Regions from separate parts of the Homo sapiens genome. Here regions 1 and 2 are each linked to region 3. A link is a contact called in ENCODE Hi-C or POLR2A ChIA-PET data. All regions are on one chromosome and are shown on one strand. Each heading gives the region's core, a stretch centred on a gene start or an enhancer-like site at or near the end of the contact. The rest is flanking DNA. Distances are from core to core; before and after follow the strand shown. Region 1 has its middle 66 kb from the start of LINC02016. Region 2 overlaps CHCHD6 (coiled-coil-helix-coiled-coil-helix domain containing 6). Region 3 has its middle 92 kb from the start of PLXNA1.

Region 1 (3,678 bases), core at 431-2,930, 380 kb after region 3:
CCGGAGCCTCAGAATGCCTTCCATTCCCATTCAGCACCAGCTTTGCCCGCAACCACAGGGAGCCCAGGCCAGGATCCCAACCTCCCCCCTTTCCCCAGGCAACCCAGGGGGCATGGTGGGACCAGAGGGAGAACCCAGTAAGACCTGGCATTAACATGAAGACTATCTGTGGGCAGTCAGAGGCGCCCAGCCTGCAACAGAGGCCAAAGGGCAGGCGAAGGTGGAGGAGGCGGGGTGCTTTTTCTCCGCTGGTCCCATCACTGCTAATGTGGTCTCAGGGCCTCCTCTCTGGAAGAGCAAACTGACCTCCGGAGAAAACAGTTGGAACAGGAAAAACAGAGAGATGCCAGGGACCCAAGGGGCACTCAGAGACAGGGTCAGCCCTTATTGGAGTTAGAGAGGCAGACAGAAGACAGAGAGGCCCAGGGATGGAGAGGGGAAGTGCAAAACAGATGGCCGGGGAGGGATGCGGAGGAGAGGCGGAGGTGTGCGCTGGGGGAGAGGACTACCGACGGCGCTGGCGGTCGGGATGGGCTGGAGCGGGCTGCAGTCGGGGCTGCATCGCCGGGTCCCAGCATAGCGCAGGCTCGGCGCCGCACCCGCAGCCTTTGTCCTGAGCTGCAGAGGGTTCCCGCGGGCCGCCAGCGCCCCCTGCCGCCCCCAGAGCGCCGCGCCGCAGCCGAGCGGCCCCTAGCTGTGCAGAGGGGACCGAGCCCGAGAAGGGACCGAGCCCGAGAGGGGACCGCGAGGGCGGGAGGGAAGCTCCGCGAGCCGGCGCCAGCGCCACGGCCCAAACCCCAGCCTCTACAGGTGCTCACTGCGCGACTGCCTGTCCCAGGCGCTCGGGCTGGGCGCCCTCTCTAGGGCCTGGGAGCAGCGTGAGTCCCGGGGGCGGCCCGGCATGGGCCTCCCACCCCAGGAGACGCCCTTCTGGCCTGGCCCTCCCAGTCGCCTGGGCAGGACTCGGATGCCCGCGGGCTGCAAACCTCTCCCCCGTGAACCCAGCAGGGAGGCCGGGGAGGCACGCTGCTCCCCCTCTCAGCCTTGCCCAGTGTCCAGACCTTTCAAAAGAAGCCAGAAAATTCACGTTTGCTTGGGAATCCCACAATTCAATAGCTTTTCAAAACAGTGCGGGAAGAAAAGTGGGTTTGGCCCACCAGCAGCCGGCGGGCACCCTCCCAGCCTCTTCACGGACTCTCCTTCAGGTTTTGGGCGCCCGGCCCCACTAGAGTCATGTGGGCATTTCCTTCAGATCTTCCTCCACTTAAATACACTTATTGAAAAAGAAAACTCCTTTTCTCTTTCCCTATAGTAATTAGAAACTCAGCGTCCTGTGGTGTAAAAGCCAGGTAGCCTCGGAAGTGAAACAGGGCAATTAGAACAGACACAGGGCCTGTTCCGCCCCACCCTGCTGCATCTGGTGGACAAGCCCCCGGGGCTGCTGATGACCCATGCCCTCTGACCTCAGGGGAGGGGCGGGCCGACGACAGGCCTTTCTAGAAGGGCCCTACAAGCGGCTTCAGGGAGTCTGGGAACCAAAGCAGCCACCCTGTCCATGGCACTGTCCGCCCCTGGCACCACGGCCCCACCGGGAGTGGAAGCCGCCAGGTGAGGCAGGGGTGGTTCCCTTCCCCGGGGAACAATGTGCAGAAGGCATCGGTGCCTGCCAGAGAGGAAGTGGGGAGGTGGGGAGACAGAGCACAGAGAGTGACTCAGACCCGAGGGCGAACCAGAAGCTGCCCGGAGATTCCCACTGTATGGCTTCCTGCAGGATTCAGCTGTGGAGACTGAAGCCGGAGGGCCTGGGGGGAGCCGCAGGAAGCGGGTGGGCGGGGGCCGTCTGCCCCTGGACACTCAGGACAGCCTGGCTCACCACGGGGGAGGAGAAGCCAATGGAGACAGCGGGGACCAAGAGGGAGGGGGTGGATGGGGAGCCTGGGGAGGAGCGGAGGGACCCAGGTCCCCTGCCTTACAGGACGACCAGCACAGGTTCCAGGTCTCCAGCCAGCTACAGGGCTTCTTAACACACAGCACTCCCTGCTTCGAGCCTTCCGGGAGGCCCCCAATCCAGGATCAAGACCCAGCCCCGTCACGGCCTGGCTCACGAGGCCCCACTTCAACTGCCCCTGACCTCTCTGCGCCCCCTGCTCCCGCCAGCCCTGCCGGCCGCTGCCCTGGAGAAGGAGCTGCAGATGGATCCCCAGTGAGTAGGAGGCAGCCGTGTGAGTCAGGCAGCGGAGGGAACGGGCTGCATCGCGGAGAGGAGGTGCGAAGCAGCGCGCCGTTTCCGGGCTCTGGAAGCCGAGCTGCCGAGGCGTAAGCTGGGAGGTGGACATGACGGGGGAGTGGGGAAGGGCAGGCGGCGGGACGGCCACACAGCGGAATATTATGCAACTTATAAAAAATTTAATTACCTGCCTACCAATAGACTTAAAGGGATTTCTATAAGGTATTATTGGGTGAGAAAAGCAATTTGGAGATAAGAATGTAACATACGATCCCATTTTTATAAAACAATGGGCAAAAAAATCTGTGAGTTTGTGTGTATATATGTATATGTATATAGGCCTCTATAGGATTTTATTAACACAAAAGAAAATACAGGATACATGCTAGGTTGTTAACAGGGGTTTTCTTCACGGAAACCTATTGTGGGGGAAGGGGAACCAATAAAAAAAGGATCTGAGAAATAAAGACCGCCCTTAAAAGATGGATGACTGCAGCTAACCGTGTCCCCAACACCCACCCCTACCAAAGCTAGACATGGGGGAGTGGTCTCGACTATCCCCTTCTCCCCATCCCAGCATCTGCTCCTCTCAGGTGGCAGCCAGCCACTAGACACCCCCCAACACACACATGCACGTGCACACACACACACACACACAGACCCAGCCCAGTCTCCACATAGCCAACCATCTGAGGGTTCCAGTTGCCCTGAGAGTGAGATCCACTTCAACACAGACTCCAAGTTCCTTCCCCCAGCCCCACTCACCTCTGCAGGCTCAGTCCTCACTGCTCCCCCAAACCCCACCCTGCCAACTCCCTGCACTGCCAAATAGCCCAGGGTCCAGCCACTGTGCTCTGAACTCTGAGCCTCTGCACCTGTCAGAACAAGCTTGCATTGATATTGGCTATATTCCAGTCTCTGTTCTGAGCACTTGACATTTATTGAAAGCATTTAATCCTCACAACAACCCTATAAACGTGTATAATATTCTGCATTGTATAGTATTTTTGTAGATGGGAAAACGAAAACACAGAAAGGTAAGTCATTTGCCTAAGGTTGCACAGCTGGTTAGTTAATAGGGAAAATGGCCCCAGAGCCTGCACTCTTGACCACTGTGCTAAACCCTCACTTGTGCCTTTAGACATACTGTTCCCTCTGTCTGGAACTCTTTAGTTTCTCTCTTCACTTGGCTAAATCCTAATCCCCACTAGATATCAATTGAGATATCACCTCCTCCGGGAAGCCTTCTCTGACCCCCCGTATCTGGGCTGGATGTTCTGATGTTGCCTCCACAGTGCAGTCATTCCTTGATCACAAAGTTTCTGCCATACTGTGGTGGTTGGACGTCCACACTAGGCTGTGCTCCTTGAAGGCACAGGCTTTATTTCACTCTTTGGAAGAAGGGTCCCAAGTCCCTGGGACAATGACGCCCTGTGTTAGGAGCTCAACCT
Region 2 (3,666 bases), core at 912-3,411, 320 kb before region 3:
CAGAGTCGTCTTTGACTATTTTCTCCTAGTGCTCATCTGGCCTTCCAGGCAGCTGACCTCAGGGCTTCCACTGAGACCCCAGATGTGCATGTCTCTGTTTGGAAGATGATCTGTTAAGATGCCACCCATGGCAAAGCAGACAGCTCTTCCCCTGGCTGGCTGTCCAAAGTATGGCCCTGGCCAGACCTCAGATGGGGGCAGTGTTTTCTACCAGATCAGACAGAATCGGAGAGAAGTGCTCCAGAGTTGGCGACTCCCTCCTGGGAATTGCTTCAGGATAAGGACTGAGATGGAGGTCAAGCCAGCGTGGCCTTTGGTGCTAGAGGGTCTGCTAGGGGCAGGCCTTGGTTGGGCATGGCTGCCTCTAGGCCTGAGTCTTGAGTGCCTGGATACCCCTAGCATGTGAGGCAAGTTCCCAGAGCTTTCTCCCAAGCCTCCCTGTAAATGAGCAGACCCACCTAGCTTTAATGCTAATTCCTTTTGCAATGAGCCTGAACTTCCTTGTTTCCCAGTTAAAGCCAGCCCATTAACACTGCCCCATCTGTCACCATAAATGGAAAGTTTTTCTAACAGGTGGGCAGGCAGTTCTCCCATGCTAATGAGGAATCGATGAAATTCCTCCAGGAACTGACATCATGGCTATGGGCCCTGCCTTTGCTGTCTCCACAAGAAGGCACAGCTGAGCAAGGGCAGTTGGTGCCCCGTGCTGACCCCAGCACAACATCTTGACCTCTTGAGGATCTGGAAGGGTAGGAGGGAGAGGAACGGTGGTCTAAGGCTTCTCATCTTTCTTGCTCTCTGGCTTTCCCTGGAGTCACCACCGGTAGGGCTGAAAAGGAATGTATGTTTTTCTTTTGTGTTCAGGCCTTGCCGGGCCTCTGGGGGACTGTTATTTTTTTTTTTTCTCTGGGCCTCTGGTTGCACTTCTTTGAAGGCAGTTCTTTTTCTCACTAATAAGAATTTGCCACCATGTGTGGTAGCTCATGCCTGTAATTCCAGCACTTTGGGAGGCAGAGGTGGGCCGATTGCTTGAGGCCAGAAGTTCGAGACCAGCCTGGGCAACATGGCAAAACCCTGTCTCTACAAAAAATACAAAAATTAGCCAGGCGTGATGGTGTACACCTGTGGTCCCAGCTACTGGGGAAGCTGAGGCACGAGAATTGCTTGAGCCTTGGAGGTCGAGGTTGCAGTGAGCCGAGATCATGTCACACTGCACTCTAGCCTAGGTGACAGAGTGAGACCCTGTCTCAAAAAAAAAAAAAAAAAAAAAGCGCCTGCATTGCCCTAACTTGATTTTTATCTTATCCTCTAGGGTAGCCCAGATTCTGCTCCTTTGCTGGGGCCCTCTAGCCAGAGCAGACCTGGGTTTTTAGGGTTTTAGAGTGTGAGTTTTTTATTTATTCTTCTTTTGTTATGTCTAGCAGCTAGGATTGGAGGCTGCCGCAGCATGGTGTGAATTCAGGAGCCGGGTTGCCTGGGGTCGAATCCTGCTTCCCAGTTGTGCTCCCTGAGCAGGGCACTGAATCCTCTGTTGTCCCTGCTGGTGATCCTGCCTCCTCCCTGGATAGTCATAAGACTTCTTGAGATAAGGGACAAGCTTAGAGCAGCACCAGGTGCACAGCACATGGAATGTGCCTGTACTGCCCTCTGAGGTTTACCAGTTATGCCCCTCCAAAGCCTTGTACCCTGTCCACCTCTGGGACACGGCCTCATGCATAGTAAAATTCACTCATCTAATGGCCGTTTAAAAATCACAGCTTTTAGGCCAGAGTCTTAGGATGAGGCCAGAGCTTAGAACCTGTGTGTGTGAGTAGGGGCACTCTAGGACTAGCATTTTGAAATTGGCATTCCTGTCCCACGCATATCCTGTGCTTCACTGGGGACAGGCTCTGGGTGCAGGAGCTGTTTGGGCTTAGAAAAGGTGGGGAAGAAGGCCAGGCTCTGAGAATGCAGCTCACTCCTTCCTATTTTTCATTTGTCACTGGTCCCTGGGAAACGGTTTTCTCCAGCAGTTTTGGTTGTTGCCACAGCCAGAGAGAACCCCACTGTGCCTTGTGAATGAAGTCCTGGAACTGTTGGCAGGACTCTGGTCACAGCAGCCCCTCTTCTGGGATCCGGTCTCTTCCTGTGGTGTGTGAGCGGAGCCCACTAGGTGGCAGGCCTGGGCCACTTGTTGGCTGGAAGAACAGGCGTGCTGGGAGAAGGCCTTGGGCAGGGTGGGGAGAAGGCCCCTTCCCCCGATGTCATCCTCTGAGGGCCTGTAACCTGGTAGCTTTGAGACTGATTAAATCTAGCTGAGGAGGCTGAAAGGCCCTCTACCCAAGGCCTGATCTTTCATCTCCTGCCCTCTTTTTGTTGGGAGACCTGGCTTTTTAGTGTTATCTGACCTCCCTTTGTTGTGGCTGCCCTGGGGGACAGGTTGACCAGGTTTGTACTGCCCTGTGGGGACTTAGCATCCCGTTCGTTCTCCCTGCCCCTTTAGCGCGGCTTGCTGAGGAAGGGCCCGCTTTTCTCTCACCCTGTTCTCCTCCTCATCCAGAAAGTTACTGATGGCTTGGCTTGGATCCAGAAAAATGTAAAGAAGGAGCAGTTGGGATTAGATGAGGAAGGAGAAATATTGGGGTTTTATGATGGGCTGGGCTGGGGCATTGACTCCTCAACCCCAGCTACTTTGTTCCTAGACCTCGTAAGTCACATTGTTTGTCATTGCCAGGTACCCGAGGTTAAGGCCAAATTAAGAACTGTGTCTGTGGACTGCTTCCCCAGCTGGCAGAGGGGCGGGGGATAGGAGGATTCCTTGCACTAGTCCTTCTCTTGGTAGCTGGTGGCACCCTTCAAGCGCCTTTTCCTTGGCTGCTTTTTGTAAAACAAGCAGATTCTGACTTTCTTGGGGGCGGATGGACTGTCACACGATTTTGGCAGCCAAGGGGATTTTTTCAGGGCCCAGGGAAGGCACATGGAGCAAACAGCTAACATATCAGTGGCTTGGACTTCCCATGGCAAGCAGCCGTTGCATGAAGGAACCTCAAGTTGGCATCTGGATATGGTCATGCTTGCTTGTTTCTGTGAAGAAGTCAAGGTTCGGCAGCAGGAGCTGTGCCGTCCTTTTGCCCACCTGGAGGCTGAGGAGGAGGGGCACTGAGGCACTCGTAGCTGGGTGCAGATCATTCCAAAGACATTCCAGGAGCATGCTGCAGCCCGCCTGCATGCCTGCCATAGCTGCGGCTTGTAGACCGGCCTTGGGGTGGAGTTCTCTGTAAACATTGGACGGGGCCTCTGTAGAAGTGGCATCAGCAGAGAGTTTGTCTCAACCTTATTGGGACCTTGGCTAGCATTCTCTTCCCAGATAAAGATCAGTGTCCTGCCTCTCTTCTTGCTTCTCTTCATCTGCCCTTGCCCCTGTCTCTCTCTCTGGTGTACAGGCGCATTGCCCAGAGTTTCGTGGGCTGCCTTTCTGCAGCAGTGGGTGAAGAGAGGGCCCACGGGTTTGGTTCTTCCTGCTCTCTGGGCTGCAGTGCTCCAGCACGAGTCTGGGTGGCAGTGGGCACCAAGGGCTGTGGTGGGCACATGCTGAGCCTTGCTGGAAGTAGTACTACCTGAGAGGTACCAGCACGTGGCCTGGAGAAGCTCAGCAGTACCTGCTTTTCCTGAGAGGGGTGGAGAGGA
Region 3 (3,825 bases), core at 1,018-3,517:
AGTAGCCAGGCCCAGGCATGGAGGACCTCCCTTGTGTCGGATCACACACCTGTTCACTCCCAGGAGAAATGGGAGAACTGAGAACAGGATTGGGAAGCACAGGGACTTTCCCAAGCCAAATGGAGGGTGGAGACAGGGCTGGAGCAGAGAGACAAAGAAGAGAGACAGACATGGATGGGGCAGAGTGACCCTCTGCTCCCCAGCACGTACTGGGTGTGGAACATCTGGCAGGTAGGTGTGGTGCCCCTTCCCAGGTGGAGACGCAGGCCTGGCAGGCAGGGAGGGTGGGGACCAGACTCCTCCAGCCTCTGAGGACACAGGTAACTGGGAGCTGACCCTCTGTCCATCTGCTGCCAACATCGTGTGCCAGTGCAGGGCAAGGACTGGGGAGAAGCCTCACTCTTGACCACTGCAGAGTGGAGACCAGTGGTCAGAGGGCCATAGCCGGCTGCTGTGAGAACGAGAGGTGACTGCTCCCCTCCTAGGCCTTCCTCTCCTGCCTGGTATGGCCAGTGGGGGTGGGTGGAGGGCTGGGGCTTGCTGGTCTACCTTCACTGATGTGGTCCCAGCCCCTAGGCCCAGCCCTAGCATAGAAAGCATCTAGGGAGCTTCCCTCTCCACTCCCCACCCAACTCCTCCTCCTGAAAGATGCATGGAGTGTGAAAATTTCATCAAAGCAGCTTGCTTCCTGGGCTCACAGGCGGGGCTGGCGCTGGGAGCCCTGGGGCCTCAGGCCGCCCTGCTGCTCAGTCAGCCCTGGACGCCCCTCTGGGCTGCTGTAGAACTGGGACGAGCAGCGGGTTGATGGCTAGAGTCCCTTTGGCGTGTGTGCTAGGAGGGGCTGGGGAGGGACAGAGGAGGCGTCAGGCCAGCTTTGTGGGGTGGGGCGGTGCTGACACCCGCAGGAGGGGCTGCAGCTGGGCAGGCATCAGAGTGGGGTTCGGAGTGTTCCCAACGTCCCAGTGACCATGACTGCTTGCTTGACCAGCATGCATTCACTCATTGACTCTGCAGCTTTTCATTATTGTTATTTTTGTAAAACAGATGCTGCATTTGCAAGGTTTTAAAATGAGATGGGCATTTCGGGCTATTCCTGTTCTTTTGCTGCCAGAAACAATGTGGTGTGGGTAATCTTGCTCAGAGTCTCTTGAAATGTGGGTAGGTACACCTGCAGGGCAAAATTCCGCAGGTGGGATTGCTGGGTCAGTGGATAATGTTGATGGGAATTGCCACACTGCCTTTCATAGAGGCCATGCCACGAACCCTTCCAGCAGCAAGGCAAGCAGTGCTCACTTTCCTGAGGTCTGGCCCACAGAGCAGACTGAAAACACTTGGAGTCTGGCCAATCTGATAGAGAAAACATATTTTGAAATATATAAAAAAGCTGGATTTTCTTTTGTCCTCTCTGAGTGGCTTTCTTAGCAAACAGCTACAGGGTAAATTGTCCTGCGGCCAGAGTATAATGAGCTTATTTTAACTGTGTGTGGTGCCTGTAGGAGCATATCCGTGTGCATGTGTGTGTGGTCATGTGCAAGTGTTCGTGTGTGTGCATGCATGTGCTAGTGTGTTTGTTTTACTTGGAGCATCCAATCCAGCCCTGGTCACTGGGCAGGAGGAAACTCAATCTGAACACAGCCAGGTACCCTCTGGGAAGACAAGGCTCATTCCCATGGCTCTGCTCCCAAAGAGCTGAAGTTAGTGAGACCTGGCTGGTGAGTTAATGACAGGGCCAGCTCCAGAGCAGGGCAGTGAGGGGCAATGACTGCAAGTTAGGGGAGCTTGGGGGTGAGGCAGGCTCAAGCAAAGGCTTGGCTGTGGCAGACAGCGTACTTCCAACGGGTGCTCCTAAACACTTGGAGACCTTGGAGGGTAAAGGCAGAACCTACCACAACTCTGCAGAGAGCTGGGCTAGTGGGGGAGGTGTCCCAGGAAGCTGAGCTGTGTACCAGCCACCTCTAAACACAGGGGCCTGAAACAATATCATATACTATTTTCAGACTTTAAGTATTGGCAAGCTGAGCTGGGAAGTCTAGGCTGAGCTTAGCTGGTCTGGGCTGAGCTCTGTGGTCTGGGCTGTGCTTGACTGGACTGGGCTGCGCTACATGGTCTGGGCTGTGCTTGGCTGGTCTGCGCTGTGCTCTGTTGTGCTGGGCTGAGGTCTGTGGTCTGGGCTGAGCTCTGTGAGCTGGGCTATGCTTGGTTGGTCTGGGCTGAGCTCCACGGTCTGGGCTATCCTTGGCTGGGCTGAGCTCTATGGTCTGAACTGAGCTCTGTGGTCTGGGCTGTGCTTGGCTGGTCTGGGTTGAGCTCTGTGGTCTGGGCTGTGCTCTGTTGGGTTGGGCTGAGCTCTGTAGTCTAGGCTATGCTTGGCTGGGCTGGGCTGAGCTCTGTGGTTTGGGCTGAGCTCCATAGTCTGGGCTATGCTTGGCTGGGCTGGGCTGAGCTCTATGGTCTTAACTGAGCTCTAATGCCTGGGCTGAACTCCGTGGTCTGGGCTTGTTCAAGAACCAGTGTCCTGTTGCTGACTTTTCCGGCTGGCTGCTGTAGACTTGTGTCCGGAATTGGTGGGTTCTTGGTCTCACTGACTTTAAGAATGAAGGCACAGACTCTCGCAGTGAATGTTACAGTTCTTAAGAGCGGCCTGCCCAGAATTTGTTTCTTCTGATGTTTGGATGTGCTCAGAGTTTCTTCCTTCCAAGGGGTTCGTGGTCTTGCTGACTCAGGAGTGAAACTGCAGATCTTCGTGGTGAGTGTTACAGCTCATAAAGACAGTGTAGATACAAAGAGTGAGCAGTAACAAGATTCATTACAAACAGCAAAAGAACAAAGCTTCCACAGTCTGGAAGGGCATGCAGTGGCTTGCCATTACTGGCTGGGGCAGCCTGCTTTTATTCTTATCTGGCCCCACCCACATCCTGCTGATTGGTCCATTTTACAGAGAGCCGATTGGTCTGTTTTACAGAGAGCTGATTGGTCCGTTTTGACAGGGTGCTGATTGGTGCGTTTACAATCCCTGAGCTAGACACAAAAGTTCTCCATGGTCCCCACTAGATTAGCTAGATAAGGAGTGTCAATTGGTGTATTTACAAACCCTGAGCTAGACCCAGAGTGCTGATTGGTGCATTTACAAACCTTGAGCTAGATACAGAGTGTCGATTGGTGCATTCACAATCCCTTAGCTAGACATAAAGGTTCTCCAAGTCCCCACCAGATTAACTAGATACAGAGTGCCAATGGGTGCATTCACAAACACTGAGCTAGATACAGAGTGCTGATTGGTGTGTTTACAAACCTTGAGCTAGATACAGAGTGCTGATTGGTGTATTTACAATCCCTTAGCTAGACATAAAGATTCTCCAAGTCCCCACCAGATCAGGAGCCCAGCTGGCTTCACCCAGTGGATCCCACACCGGGGCCGCAGGTGGAGCTGTCTGCCAGTACCATGCCATTTGCCGGCACTCCTCAGCCCTTGGGTGGTCGATGGGACTGGGCACCGTGGAGCAGGGAGCAGCACTCCGCCGGGAGGCTCAGGCCACGCAGGAGCCCACGGCGGGGCAGGGAGGCTCAGGCATGGGTGGCTGCAGGTCCTGAGCCCTTCCCCGCGGGGAGGCAGCTAAGGCCCGGCGAGAAATTGAGCACAGCAGCTGCTGGCCCAGGTGCTAAGCCCCTCACTGCCCGGGGCTTGTGGGCCAGCCAGCTACTCCCAGTGCGGGGCTTGCCGAGCCCACGCCCACCCAGAACTCAGGCTGGCCCGCAAGTGTGGCGCGAAGCCCCAGTTCCCGCCCGTGCCTCTCCCTCCACACCTCCCCCCAAGCTGAGGGAGCC

The links. A loop is a pair of places that touch in the nucleus more often than their neighbours do. ChIA-PET counts read pairs that join two places held with the same protein, here RNA polymerase II (POLR2A). Pooled maps may share reads with other maps.
Region 1: a map of PC-9 shows a loop between it and region 3 (2.8-fold over the local background). The contact joins two enhancer-like sites. A Hi-C loop is called at or near these places in 1 of 168 maps with a recorded cell type or tissue (PC-9), 1 of 37 single-sample maps with no recorded cell type and 2 of 50 pooled maps. POLR2A ChIA-PET finds 5 or more read pairs at or near these places in 2 of 52 experiments (H1 and activated CD4-positive, alpha-beta T cell).
Region 2: a loop to region 3 is called in a map of PC-9, with 10 times the contacts of the local background. The contact joins two enhancer-like sites. A Hi-C loop is called at or near these places in 1 of 168 maps with a recorded cell type or tissue (PC-9) and 3 of 50 pooled maps. POLR2A ChIA-PET finds 5 or more read pairs at or near these places in 2 of 52 experiments (Caco-2 and MCF 10A).

Annotation. Positions count from the first base shown.
Region 1 is chr3:127,455,076-127,458,753 of GRCh38, forward strand. No RefSeq gene overlaps it. Among named protein-coding and RNA genes, the nearest start is that of LINC02016, 66 kb to the left of the region's middle. RefSeq lists a silencer at 520-949. Within about 2 kb of position 1,681, at least 5 of the 41 ENCODE cell types and tissues checked have a DNase peak (open chromatin) inside an H3K27ac peak, as active enhancers do.
Region 2 is chr3:126,750,255-126,753,920 of GRCh38, forward strand. All of the region lies in intron 4 of CHCHD6 (coiled-coil-helix-coiled-coil-helix domain containing 6), which reads left to right. Among named protein-coding and RNA genes, the nearest start is that of CHCHD6, 48 kb to the left of the region's middle. RefSeq lists enhancers at 286-923, 1,562-2,199, 1,952-2,246, 2,012-2,306, 2,280-2,379. Within about 2 kb of position 2,162, at least 5 of the 41 ENCODE cell types and tissues checked have a DNase peak (open chromatin) inside an H3K27ac peak, as active enhancers do.
Region 3 is chr3:127,072,829-127,076,653 of GRCh38, forward strand. No RefSeq gene overlaps it. Among named protein-coding and RNA genes, the nearest start is that of PLXNA1, 92 kb to the left of the region's middle. RefSeq lists a silencer at 2,894-2,963. Within about 2 kb of position 2,268, at least 5 of the 41 ENCODE cell types and tissues checked have a DNase peak (open chromatin) inside an H3K27ac peak, as active enhancers do.